Regions from separate parts of the Homo sapiens genome. Here region 2 is linked to region 1. Evidence: chromatin contacts called from ENCODE Hi-C or POLR2A ChIA-PET data. All regions are on one chromosome and are shown on one strand. Each heading gives the region's core, a stretch centred on a gene start or an enhancer-like site at or near the end of the contact. The rest is flanking DNA. Distances are from core to core; before and after follow the strand shown.

Region 1 (6,415 bases), core at 500-2,999:
AAACTCCGGACACGCTGCCTTTAAGAACTGTAACAGTCACCGTGAGCGTCCGTGATTTCATTCTGGAAGTCAGTGAGACCAAGAACCCACCAATTCTGGACACACTTCTAGTAACCATTCTGAGCAGGCATCATAGTTTATCCATGTTCTCAGCAGGAAGCTGAGGCTCAGAAAGGAAGAGCAACTGGAGCGAGATCACACAGCCCACAAATGGCAGAGCTGGATTCAAACACAGGTCTGTCTGACTCCAAAGTCAGCATTCTTTCCTTCCATGAAGTACAGTCGGCTTTTAGCAGGAGATAGTGACATCCCAGGGACATTTCTAACTCAGTTTCTGGAAAGCCCCATCCAAAACCGACTAATGTGTTGGATAGACCAGGTAATGCCCAGTGGCCAATTCTCAAGTTGCACGTAGTAGACAGGGAAAGGGTGTAGGCCGGTGACCAAATCTCCCTTGAGATACATGGTCTGGCTCAGGATAGGTGTGCACAAACATTTCCAGGTGCATGGAAGTAAGGCAGAATGATAGGCAAGCTGGTGACACCAGATGGTAGGCAGCCATTGTCCCAAGTCCCTGAGGGCCTCCCACCACTACCCCAACCACCTTCCTTGGTCACCCCAAACTTCCTTATGATCCAGGAACTAAAGGGAGCTTCCAGGCCTCAGCTGCTCTGCCAGCCTCTGGCTCTTAAGTATGTTTGCTATTGCTCCTGCTGAGACACATAGACTAGATTCTCAGCCTGCTCTGGGTCCAACCCTGTTCGATCTACAGTAGGCAGGACACATGCATTTATGTTCCTAAGTCGTCTTTCTCATGCAGCTGAAATAGAGTTACTATTTCTTCACTGCGTATTTTGTGAACTCAACGTAAGTTCTGGGCAGTGGGTATTTTACCTCCTGTAGGAGTCGCCGTTGGGGCTGCAGAACTAAGCCAGTGTGCCTAGCCTCCAGCTGTGTAATAGCTCGCAGCTGTCCCCATTCTCCTGTCTCTGTTAACAGGAGCATACACGGTTGGGAGCCTCCAAGAGCATCCCATATTAATGACTGACATGGGGGTGCAAAAGGTTGCCCGTATCTCAGCTGGGGCAGGAACAATTTAATGGGGTATGACCAATTCTATAGCCCCCAGTGGGTCAGACCAAAGCCAAACTTACTTGAGGCTGCTTCAGTGCTCAGCCAACTACCCTTCCATATCCTGCTTTCCCACCCACACGTTCCCGTAAAGAGCAGCCTTCCAATAACTGACGTGTACCCAAAGCCTTAAGGTGCCTCCGCTCCATTTTACAGATGTGGAATCTGAGGCTTGCATAGGATGTCCTCCAGCTTGGTCTGTCCCTAAAATTCAAGCCCTTTCTGTTCCTTCATCCTGCCTGGATGGAATAGAAAGCAGACAGTTTGGGAGCGGAAACCCCACATCGCCGCAGGGATGGGCAGCTTTTCTTCCCACAGCTGCAGCCGACCTCCCTGGGCAGAGCAGGCGCCTCTCGCCTCCTCCCCCGCAGTGAGTCATCACCCACGCTGAGCGAGGAGAAAGTCTGAGCGGGCGCTGGGCTGGCGGTAACACTCCAAATGAGATTTAACAGAAGCCTCCGTCGCGCTCTGCTTAGGAAAGCAGGGGCTGTGGCTGTGGGGGAGGCTCTTCACTCCTGGTCCCCCGGGGGCTGGGGACGGTTGGGGGAAGAGGGGTGCCAAGGGTGCCCTGCCTCCAGCTGAGCCTCTCCTCAGAGACAAGCTTTCCAAGGTGTTGCAGGAAGGAGGAGGCAGATGAGAAAGCCCAGACACTGGGGGCTAAGCTGACTCAGCCACCAAAGCAGCAGAGCTGAGCTGAGGGAGCCACAGTGTGCCCGGAACACATGGCAATACTGAGCCAGGTCCTCCTGCAACCTGTTTCAACACCTCCCATGGCTCCCCAGGGCCCTAAAACACTAGAGTCAAACGCTTTAGCCCTGAAATCCTGGCTCTTCTCATTGGGCTCCAGACACTGTCCCTTAAGTCATCACATCTGCCCCTCACTTTTTACATTTTTTTTAATTGAAGTGAAATTTACATATATTGAGATGCATGGATTTTGGGTCACAGATAAATGTATTTTGGTAAGTGTATACACCTGTGTACTCAACACAGTTCTCAGGATATAGGACATTGCTGCCACTCCAGAGGGTTTTCTCATGTTTCTTTCCAGTTAACCCTCTTAGGCAATTGCTGTCCTGATTTCTATCACCATGAATTGGATGTACCTGTTGTGGAACATCAAATAAATGGAACTACACAATAAGTACTTTCAGGGGCTAGCTGCTTTCACTCAACATCATGTGTATGAAACTCATCCATGTAGGGCTTGTCGCAGTAGCTTCTTCCTTTTTTATATTTATTTATTTATTTAGAGACGGAGTCTTGCTCTTTCGCCAGGCTGGAGTGCAGTGGCGCGATCTCGGCTCACTGCAACCTCCGCCCCTGTGTTCAAGCGATTCTCATGCCTCAGCCTCCCAAGTAGCTGGGATTACAGGCATGTGCCACCACACCCAGCTAATTTTTGTATTTTTAGTAGAGATGGGGTTTCACTATGTTGGCCAGGCTGGTCTTGATCTGCTGACCTCGTGATCCGCCGGCCTCGGCCTCCCAAAGTGTTGGGATTACAGGCATGAGCCACTGTGCCCAGCCAGCTGCTTCCTTTTTATTACTGAGCGATATTCCATAGTATGAATATGTCACAATTTGTTTATCCATCCTCCTGAGGTAGACGTTGGGTTGTTTCTACTTTTGGCTGTTATGAATAAGGCTGCTATGAACATTCTTGAGCAAGTCTTTCTGTGGGCATATTTTCATTTCTCACAGATTAATAGCTAGGAGGGGAATGGTGGATCATAAGGCAGGTGTTGTTTAACTTCATAAGAGACTAACAAACTGTCCTCCAAAATGAATCTATCATTTTCTACTCCTACCAGCAATATTTGATTATTTGAGCTGCTTTATATCCTCAAAACATTAGGCTTTTCAATGCTTTTGCTTTCGGGAATGCTATTTCCCTGATGACTTACGAAGTTGAGCACTTCACATGCTCAGGGGCCATTGGTGCATATTATTCGATGAAGCATCTGTTCAAGTCTTTTGCCCATTTAAAAACAGTCTTATGGTTTATTTGTACTTTCTGTTAACTTTTTTTTAAAACTAATGAATAGGAGTAAAATATTCTATAAGTCAACTTTTCTTAACTCATTTGTGCTGCTGAGCTACACATAATGCAATTCCAAGATGGGATTCTCCTCGTTCTGAGCTAACATGTTTGCTAGATGTCCAGTGACTGGAGAAGGGAACTTCCCTGGAGAATCTCTGGCAGGCAGGATGGCGGTCATGGTGCATCTTTGGTTGGTACTATTTCATCTTAAATCTCCCTGGAGAACACTGGATTTAACATTGTCCATGTACTTCCTTCTAGCTCATTGAATACGTTGATATGAGGTCAAATATATAAAAATTGAATTTATCATATGCTATTGAGATAACTTAATAAAGGTATTGCCTTCCTATCCAGCATCTATTTCTCCCCATCCTTCCTACTTCTTACTTTGTTCAGTTTCCATCTCCTTCTTCACCCAGCCAGTCATTGCAGTAACAGTGGACATCACCCCAAGATCTAGGCTAGGCCTCAACGGTCTGAAATTAATCCCATTCCTGTTTGCAGTGATTATCTTAGGATGGGCACATGAACCAGTTCTGGCCATGAGATGTAAGTCCCAATCTGTTGAGGGCTTTGGGGAAATTTTTCCTCCTTCTAAAGAGAACAGCTTAGGAAAATAACTCTTTTCTTCCTAAGGACTTTGTTTTGTCCAGATGTGATGTCTGGAATCATTCGATGTATCTCACTATCAGTCCAAAGATGAAACTGACCCTGATGACTACACAGCAGAGAGATTTTTTTAAATCAGGGTTTTGACACCAACATTCAGCTACTAAATCAACTAATCCTGAAGGTTCCTTCTACCTCTGGACTCCAAGTTTCAGTAAGTCAATAAATTTTCTTATTGATTAAACTAGTGAAGGTTGTATTTCTAATATCTGCAGCTAATAACCTAATACAAATGCTGTGCATGCATGTTATTCTTTTAATCCTTTTATTGAACTATTTTAACATTTTTAATGAAGTATATTGCATATTATAGCATTCACCCTTTTAAAGTGTACAGTTCAATTTTTCAGTATTAATATATTCACAAGGTTGTGCAACCTCCACCACTACCTAATTCCAGAACATTTTCTTCACCCAAAAGGAAACCTCATAATCAGTAGCAGTCACTTCTAAATCTCCTCTCCCACAGCTCCTGGCAATCCACTTTCTGACTCTACAGATTTGCCTACTCTGGACATTCCATATAAATGGAATTATACAACATGCATCATTTTGCACCTGGCTTCCTTCACTTAGAATAATGTTTTCAAGGTTAATTCATGTTGAGCATGTATCAGTATTTCATTCCTTTTTATTGCTGCTTTTTTTTTTTTTTTTGAGACGGAGTCACACTCTGTTGCCCAGGCTGGAGTGCAGTGTTGCAATATCGGCTAACTGCAACCTCTGCCTCCTGGGTTCAAACGATTCTCCTGCCTCAGCCTCCCAAGCAGCTGAGATTACAGGTGCCTGCCACCACGCCTGGCTAATTTTTGTATTTTTAGTAGAGATGGGGTTTCACCTTGTTGGCCAGGCTGGTCTGGAATTCCTGACCTTAGGTGATCCACCCGCCTAAGCCTCCCAAAGTGCTGGGATCACAGGTGTGAGCCACCACACCCAGCCTATTGCTACATTTTGTGTATCCATTCATCAGTTGGTGGACATCTGAGTTATTTCTGCTCTTTAGCTCTTATAAATAATGCCATTATGAACATTCGTGTACAAGTGTTTTTGTGAACATATGCTTTCAATTCTCTTGGGTATATACCTAGGAGCAGAATTGTTGGGTCATACGATAATTCTATGTGTAACTTTTGGAGAACTCTTCTACAGCAGCTGCACCATCTTACATTCCCAGGAGCAATGTATAACAGTTCCACATTCTCCACATCCTTGCCAGCATGCATTGTTGATGTTTTGTTTCTTTGATTGTAGCCATCATAGTATATCATAGTATTGTAGTACATCATAGTAGGTGTGACATGGTATCTCATGTTTTTGATTTGTATTTCCCCAATGATTAATAATGTTAAGCATATTTTCATGTGTTTATTGGCTGTTTGTTTATCTTCTTTGGAGAAATGGCTATTCAAAGCCTTGTCTATTTTTAAAATGGGTTACGTGTTTTTATGATTGAGTTGTAAAAGTTCTTTATGTTCTAGATACTAGAATATATGATTTGCAAATATTTCTCCCATTCTGCATGTTTTATTTTCACGTCTTTGATAGTGTCCTTTGAAGCACAAAAGTTTTTAATTTTTTTTTTAATTGAGATAGAGTCTTGCTCTATCACTTAGGCTGGAGCGCAGTGGCATGATCTCAGCTCACTACAACCTCCGCCTCCTGGGTTCAAGCGATTCTCCTGCCTCAGCCTCCTGAGTAGCTGAGGCTACAGGTGCGTGCCACCACTCCGGGCTAATTTTTTGTATTTTTAGTAGAGACGGGGTTTCACCATGTTAGCCAGGATGGTCTCCATCCGACCTCGTGATCCGCCCGCCTCAGCCTCCCAAAGTGCTGGGATTACAGGAGTGAGCCACCGTGCCCAGCCTTAGTTTTTAATTTTTAAATAATTCCAGCTTATTTATGTTTTATTTTGTTGCTTGTGCTTTTGGTGTCATATAGGAAACCGATGTCTAGTCCAATGTCATGAAGATTAATACCTGCTTCTTTTAAGAGTTTTATGGTTTTAGCTCTTACACTTAGGTTTATGATCTATTTTGATCTAATTCATATATGGTATGAGGTAGGATCATTCTTTTGCCTACAGCTGTTCAGTTCTCCCAGTAGCTTATATTGAAAAGACTTCTTTTCCCATTGAATTTTCTTGGCTCCCTGTTGAAGATCAATTAATCTAAATGTGGGGCAGTATTCTGGATTCTCGGTTCTATCTCATTGATTTACATGTCTATGCCTATGCCAGTAACATGTAATCTTGGCTATTGTCATTTTGAAGTAAGTTTTGAAATTAGGAAGTGCAATTTATCCAACTTTGTTCTTCTTCAAGACTTTTTTTGGCGAATCTTCATCTCTTGCATTTTCATATGAATTTTAGGATCAGCTTGTCAGTTTTTTGCAAAAAAAAAAAAAACAGGCAGCTATAATTTTGATAGGGAATGCATTGAATCTGTGAATAAATTTGGGCAATATTACCGTCTTTACAATACTAAGCCCTCCAAACCATAAACACACATGTCTTTCCACTTATTTAGGTATTCCTTAATTGCTTTCAAAAACGCTTTGTAATTTTCTGTG
Region 2 (6,237 bases), core at 2,172-4,671, 89 kb after region 1:
TTGCTGTGTTCCTAGATTAAATACAAAGTACGTAATGGGCCTGACATACATCAGGTGGCTGTTAGCTGTTACCATTAATAGAACATTCTTTTAATTCATGGAACTTCAGGGCCATATAAGCCTCCAGATATCATCCAGTCTGACCCTCCCCTATCTATCCATTTCATGGATGAAGGAACTCAGCCCAGGGAGGGAAAATTACTTCCTGCTCAGGCCTTCAGCAGTGGTTCTCAGCACATCTGGAATGAGCGCAGCTGCGTGCCTGTGGGCAGGTCATCTCAGTGTATGCATCTGTGAAATGGAGGGGAGGGAGGGTGCTGCAGCAAGCCTGTATGAAGCTTCTCCAGTGTGGTAAGCACTGCCCCAAAGCATCCTGCCCGTATCCTGTTCAGTCCTCCCAACTGCCCTGAGATGCTCCTATTTCACAGAGGTATAGAAACTGATACTCAGAGAGGTGAAGTTTCTTACCTAAGGGCTCATGTTTAGGAAGTGACAGAATCAGTATCAAACCCAGGATTTTCCAGGCCCAGTGCCTGTCCTCTCTTTTGCTGCCACACCTTGCCTCCTAGGATACTCCATCTCCTGGGACCCCTATAAAGCACTTTTCCCTTTTTTTCCTTTTCTGATATTTATTGTTATTATATCAGAAATGTTCTAATAACCACAGAGCAACCTCAGGAAAATGGAAGATGCACTCCTCCCGCCCCCTGGCCATCTCTGATGCTTTCATCATCTCTTAGACCCACTGGAGCTGAAACTTTCTAATGCAATCCAGGCTTAGCCCAGTCCCACCTTTTTAAAGTGGTGGCCTGAGGAGGCTTGGAATGTAACCATGTCCAAGGCCAACCTCAGCCTAGACAGTGCTGAGTTTGGGGGACAAGGATTCCTTGGGGCTGTCCTGTACGTCAGGCTGATCTGCTTCCTCACGGCGGCAGGGTCAGGTGGAGGTGTCCTTTGGCAGGAAACCTCAGATTCTAAAGCAGTTTTTGTTAGCCAGAGGTGGTCTTGACCCTAGGGACACTTGGCAATGTCTAGAGGCATTTTTGGCTGTCAGAACTCACAAAGGAGGGTGCTACTGGCAACGAGTAGGTAGGGGTCGGGGATGCTCCTAAACCTCCTACAGTGCACAGGGCAGCCCCCAACACAGAATTTTCCTGCCCCAAAGCGCCTGTAGTACAGAGGTTGAGAAATCCTGCTCTAGGCAAACACAGCTACAGAACTGGTCCTGCTCTCCCCGTGGGCCCTGCCGGGGCGGCGGCATGCATGTACATGAGGGTGAATCCCACAGCTAAGGAAGACCTTCTTTCCTTGATTTCCAGGGCATCTTTTTGTGCCGTTTGCCTTTCCATGTTCTAGGCTGGAAATTTCTTTTTTTTTTTTTAAGAAGGAGTCTCGCTCTGTCGCCCAGGCTGGAGTGCAGTGGTGCGATCTCGGCTCACTGCAAGCTTAGGCTGGAAATTTCAAATAAGCTTGTGATGAAACCCACAGTAGGAAAGCTTGCTTTTTTTTTTTTTTTTTTTTTTTTAAAGCACTGGCCATCTTATTCCCATGGCAGGTCCTTGCTGCTCAGAGAGGCAGGCCGTGTGACTGGTCCTTGGTGCTCAGAGAGGCAGGCGGTGTGATGGTTTTTGCCATTTCTCCATGCCTGGGACCTCCTAAGGTCAGGCATTGTGTCTCATTCACTGCTGCATCTCCAGTGCCCGGCACAGTAAATGAACAGAGCCAGTGCTCAGGCAGAGGGTGCCAAGTGAAAACAGGATTAAAAGTCCCCCAGTCTTGGCCATAGCTGGCCCCCACCTTCCACCTCCAACTCAAATCTTAACATAATGAGAGCAAATCATTACGTAAAACTTACTATATCTGACAGGCACGATTCTAAGTCCTTTACATATATTAACGCAGTTAATCTTCACACAACCTATGAGGCAGATGCTATTATTATCCCCGTTTTACAGATGAAGAAATAGAGACACGGAGAGGTTAAGTAACTTGCCTAAAATCGCACCACTCAGGAGTAGCAGCAGAAGCGGAATCTGAACGCAGGCGGTCCATCTCCAAGCTCTTCACCACTGAATGTCTTGCTTCCTCTCTTAGAATGGCCAGTGGAGCACAGCCTACCCTCTTTTGTGTCTGAGGTCGGCTTCCTCCCAGACAGGCATAAATTCTCAGAGCTTAAATTCTTCCCTGTCATGTCAGGCATTATCAGGAGTGGCAGAAGTGCTTTCCTAACACGCCGAGATAATGATTTCCAAGCACAAGGAAAAGAATCAGGCTAATCTTGGCCGGGCCCGATGACTCGCACCTGTAATCCAATAGTTTGGGAGGCCGAGGCGGGCGGATCACCTGAGGTCAGGAGTTCAAGACCAGCCTGGCCAACTTGGTGAAACCCCGTCTCTACTAAAAATACTAAAACTTAGCTGGGTGTGGTGGTGGGCACCTGTAGTCCCAGCTATTTGGGAGGCTGAGGCAGGAGAAATCACTTGAACCTGGGAGGCAGAGGTTGCAGTGAGCGGAGATCAGGCCACTGCACTCCAGCCTGGGCAACAGAGCCAGACTCCATTTCAAAAAAAAAAAAAAAAAAGAATCAGGCTAATTTTGATAGGCTCAGTGGACATGGGGTTTAGCCATCGGCTTTGTTTTTCCATTGCATTTAAAGTTTTTATTAAAATGAACAGTACTAATTTAAAAAAAAAAAAAACCCTGCCAGTAGCTTCCCATTGTATCATGGGCCCCAAATATACATCCTCAGGTAAAAACCTGGGGACTGTGAAAAAACATTTGAAGTGCCTGGGTCCTAGTGCTATAAATTCAGATTCAGAAAGTCTGGGGTAAGGCATCCCTGGAAATTCTAAAGGATAGCCAGAGAGGGCAGGAGCCTGGAGCATAGCGCTGAGGCTCAGGAACCTGCACTTTCACTCATTGAGGACTAAACTGCTTCTCACTGATGAAAACATCCTTCGAGTTCTGGCTCATAAGTCACCTCCTCTGGGAAGCCTTCCCTGAATTTTCAAAGTAGTAAGTCACTCCCCTGACCTCCCACAGCACTTTGTCTACCCATTAAATGTGGCACTGCAGGGTAATTATTTATTTGGTCCTTTTGAGCAAGAACTGTGTCTCACCTGCCTCTGTATACCCAGCACTCTCAGTGTTGAGGATGAAGTTGGCGCTCCATGAATGCTTATTGAGCAACTAGAGGACTAAACAGACACTCCACTTTGGCCCCTGTCAAGATTGCCTTGTGGTCTGGCCTTTAGACCAAGAAGACCTGAGTTGTAACTTTGCCACTTTCTCGGGTGAGCTGTGTCTGAGTCTTCATTTGCCTATCTGGAAAATGGGGATAATGACAGTCCCTCCCTCCTGGGGGAGCTCCGATGACACAGGCCAATAGTGGTGATGGTGTTTGTAAACCCTGCGGTGTCGTGTTGGTGCACATGTGTGGAGGAGGTGGGGTGGGGCCTGTTATTCCTGTCCTGGAATGTTGGCACTCAGACGTTGTTTACGGTAACTTCTGGGCTCTGTGCCTGACTTCCCAGGGCTCCGGCACTTGCTGGGGTAGATGGCAGTTCCACGTATGAGTATGTGATGCCTCCCAGCAATGGCATCACCAGATTTGTTAGGTGTTCTGTGGAAGCCCCGACCTCCAGCCCCCTCCAACCCCCTTCCAGATTTCCTGCTCTGCCGAGAATTCCCTTGCTCCTCCTGCCCACCTTGCAGAGCCTCCAGTGGGTTCCTGGGCCCCTCCCAAGCAAGATCGAGCCCTGTTTTAAGCCCTTTCAATGCTGGGCTCTGAGTCAGGTTTGGCATCCGGACAACTCCACCTTTTCCTGTTTCTAGGGACCTACCTGTAGGAGTTCTATACCTCTGGGATGTGGGCAGCCTGACCTCTAGATGTATTGAGCAGCTGTCATAAAGCTATGCCGCTTGCTCCCTGCTAAATTGCAGCCAAAGTGATGGGCATTATCTGCTTCAGAACAGGAGAGAGCTGTTCTGCCATCATGCCAGTGCCCTTATTCATCATCACCACAGCTTTTACCATTGCACCTTTGCCCAGTATCAGATGAGTGGATCCTTGCAGCATGGCATAGATATCATTATTATTATAACCATTTTGCAGAAGTGAAAACTGAGGCCCCAAGAGGTGAGCTAACTAACCCAAGAGTAATCTCCCCTTGAGCCACTCACTGTTGCATTTACTCACTGAATAAATGAAGAGGAAGGAAGAGCTGACTTTAATGCCTGGAGCTTCTCCCTGCCTTGGAGGTCGGGATCTGAGACCACTCTGATTCCTCTCACAGGGCTAAGGGACCATCATCACATAGTTATGGGTGTTCATGTAGCACAGGCTGGGGGACCTAATTTCTAGTCTGTTTTGTGCCACAGGTTGTTTTGGGCTAACACTTTTAGGTCTGAGAGTGCCTGGATCTGCTCTAGGTAATCAGGCAGACAGGCAGCACAGAAGACAGTTCAGAAACAGACCCAAATGCAGATAGGAATTTAGTATGTATGAAAGGTGGCATTACAAATCACTGGAGAAAAGATAGATTATTCAATAAATGGGCTTGGAGCAATTGAAGAACCACCTGGAAAATATTAAGTTGGATTGCAGCACACTCCTTTCTCCAGAATTAATTCCAGATGGATCCAAAATTTAAATTAAAAAAGATAAAAGTATGCAAGTACTGGAAGGTATGACGTTCTTAAAATAATCTCAGGGTTATACAATTCCAGACCTTCCCTTTCCCAAGCCTCAGAGGAGGCTGGGGCCAGAGGGGGTCCTCTGGCCTGGAATAACCCAACTTCAGGATCGTAAGTGTGAGCCCTACTTTCCACTACTGACAAAGATATCTTTTTCTCTGCTGAACAGAATTACTAATACTTAAGCAAAGAGTTTCAGTCTCCTGTGACACAAACACAGATATTTGTTAAAAGGGTATAGGAGGCTCCTAAGAAACTGGGATGGGCCATTTGGAAAGTCAGCTGAAAATCTGTCCGTAATTTTTTTTTCTTTTAACTACAAAGGTTATATAATAGAATTACAAAACATTTTGAAGAAGAGAAAAATAATATCTAAAAATATAATAATATATAAAAATAATAAAACACATGACCTTGCACAGACCACTCAACGTTACTGAGCCCATTCTGTAAAATGGGGGCAAAACCTACCCTGCTCACCCAGAGGGTTTCTGGGAAGGTCAGAAGAGATAACTGATGCAAATATACTTAGTTTCTAAGTCCTGCACATGCTGTAGCAAAGTCAGGTATGCATTATTTCATATTTGGCAAACTTATGCATGCAGGAACAGGAATGAGGACATTAAGTCTAATGATACTCCTGTCTTCAGGAAGCATCAATCCTCAATCCCAACCCTCAATCCCAACTCCTACGATGATTTGTATTTTTGTGTTGTTGTAAACATGTAAACGTGGTGTACATTCTGTTTTCTGTCCTGCTCTTCTTTCTTAAGGTGTTTTTCCACGTTGCTGAAGTCTCTGTAGCCTCCAGTTGTAATGGTTGCATAAGGTTACATCAACTGCTTTTGCCTCATTGACTTAACATTTCCCAATTGCTAAACATTTCAATTTCATCTCATTTTTCCTGTTATTAAAATGTGTGATGCAAAGCTTTCCTGTGTATAACATAGAAAATAATTCTTTAAGGGGATGTTGTTCAAGCCAAGTCAGCAAAGAGATACAAATGGACAGAAAATGTTTGGGGGAAAAATAGCCACCTTCATTAATAAGTAAATTAAAATTAGGATACACGTGAACTATCGTTGTTTAACTTTATCAAATTGGCATTCAATTTTTTTTAATTGACAATATCTAGCATTGGTAAGAATGCAATCAAAGCATAAAGCAGCATGGCTTTTAAGGAGAGCAGATTGATTATATGTAAAGACCTTTAAGAATATCCATGCCTTTTGATTCTGTAATTCCACTTGTAGGAAGTTATAAAGAATCAGGCCAGGTGAGGTGGCTGACACTTGTAATCTCAACACCTTGGGAAGCCGAGGCGGGTGGATCTCTTGAAGCCTGGAGTTCGAGACCAGCCTGGCCAACATGGCACAACCCCAGGCATGGTGGCACCTTAGAAGGCTGAAGCACGAGAATTACTTGAACCCAGGAAGTGGAGGCAGCAGTGAGCTGAGATTGCGCCACTGCACTGCAGCCTGGGTGACAGAGCAAAACCCTGTCTCAGAAAAGAAAAGAATGAATCAGATACACACCCAAAGA

What was found. A loop is a pair of places that touch in the nucleus more often than their neighbours do. ChIA-PET counts read pairs that join two places held with the same protein, here RNA polymerase II (POLR2A). Pooled maps may share reads with other maps.
Region 2: a pooled map shows a loop between it and region 1 (2.2-fold over the local background). The contact joins two enhancer-like sites. A Hi-C loop is called at or near these places in 1 of 50 pooled maps. POLR2A ChIA-PET finds 5 or more read pairs at or near these places in 2 of 52 experiments (activated naive CD4-positive, alpha-beta T cell and endothelial cell of umbilical vein).

The regions. Positions count from the first base shown.
Region 1 is chr3:11,095,207-11,101,621 of GRCh38, forward strand. No RefSeq gene overlaps it. Among named protein-coding and RNA genes, the nearest start is that of HRH1, 56 kb to the right of the region's middle. Within about 2 kb of position 1,750, at least 19 of the 41 ENCODE cell types and tissues checked have a DNase peak (open chromatin) inside an H3K27ac peak, as active enhancers do.
Region 2 is chr3:11,182,355-11,188,591 of GRCh38, forward strand. All of the region lies in intron 1 of HRH1 (histamine receptor H1), which reads left to right. Among named protein-coding and RNA genes, the nearest start is that of HRH1, 31 kb to the left of the region's middle. Within about 2 kb of position 3,422, at least 12 of the 41 ENCODE cell types and tissues checked have a DNase peak (open chromatin) inside an H3K27ac peak, as active enhancers do.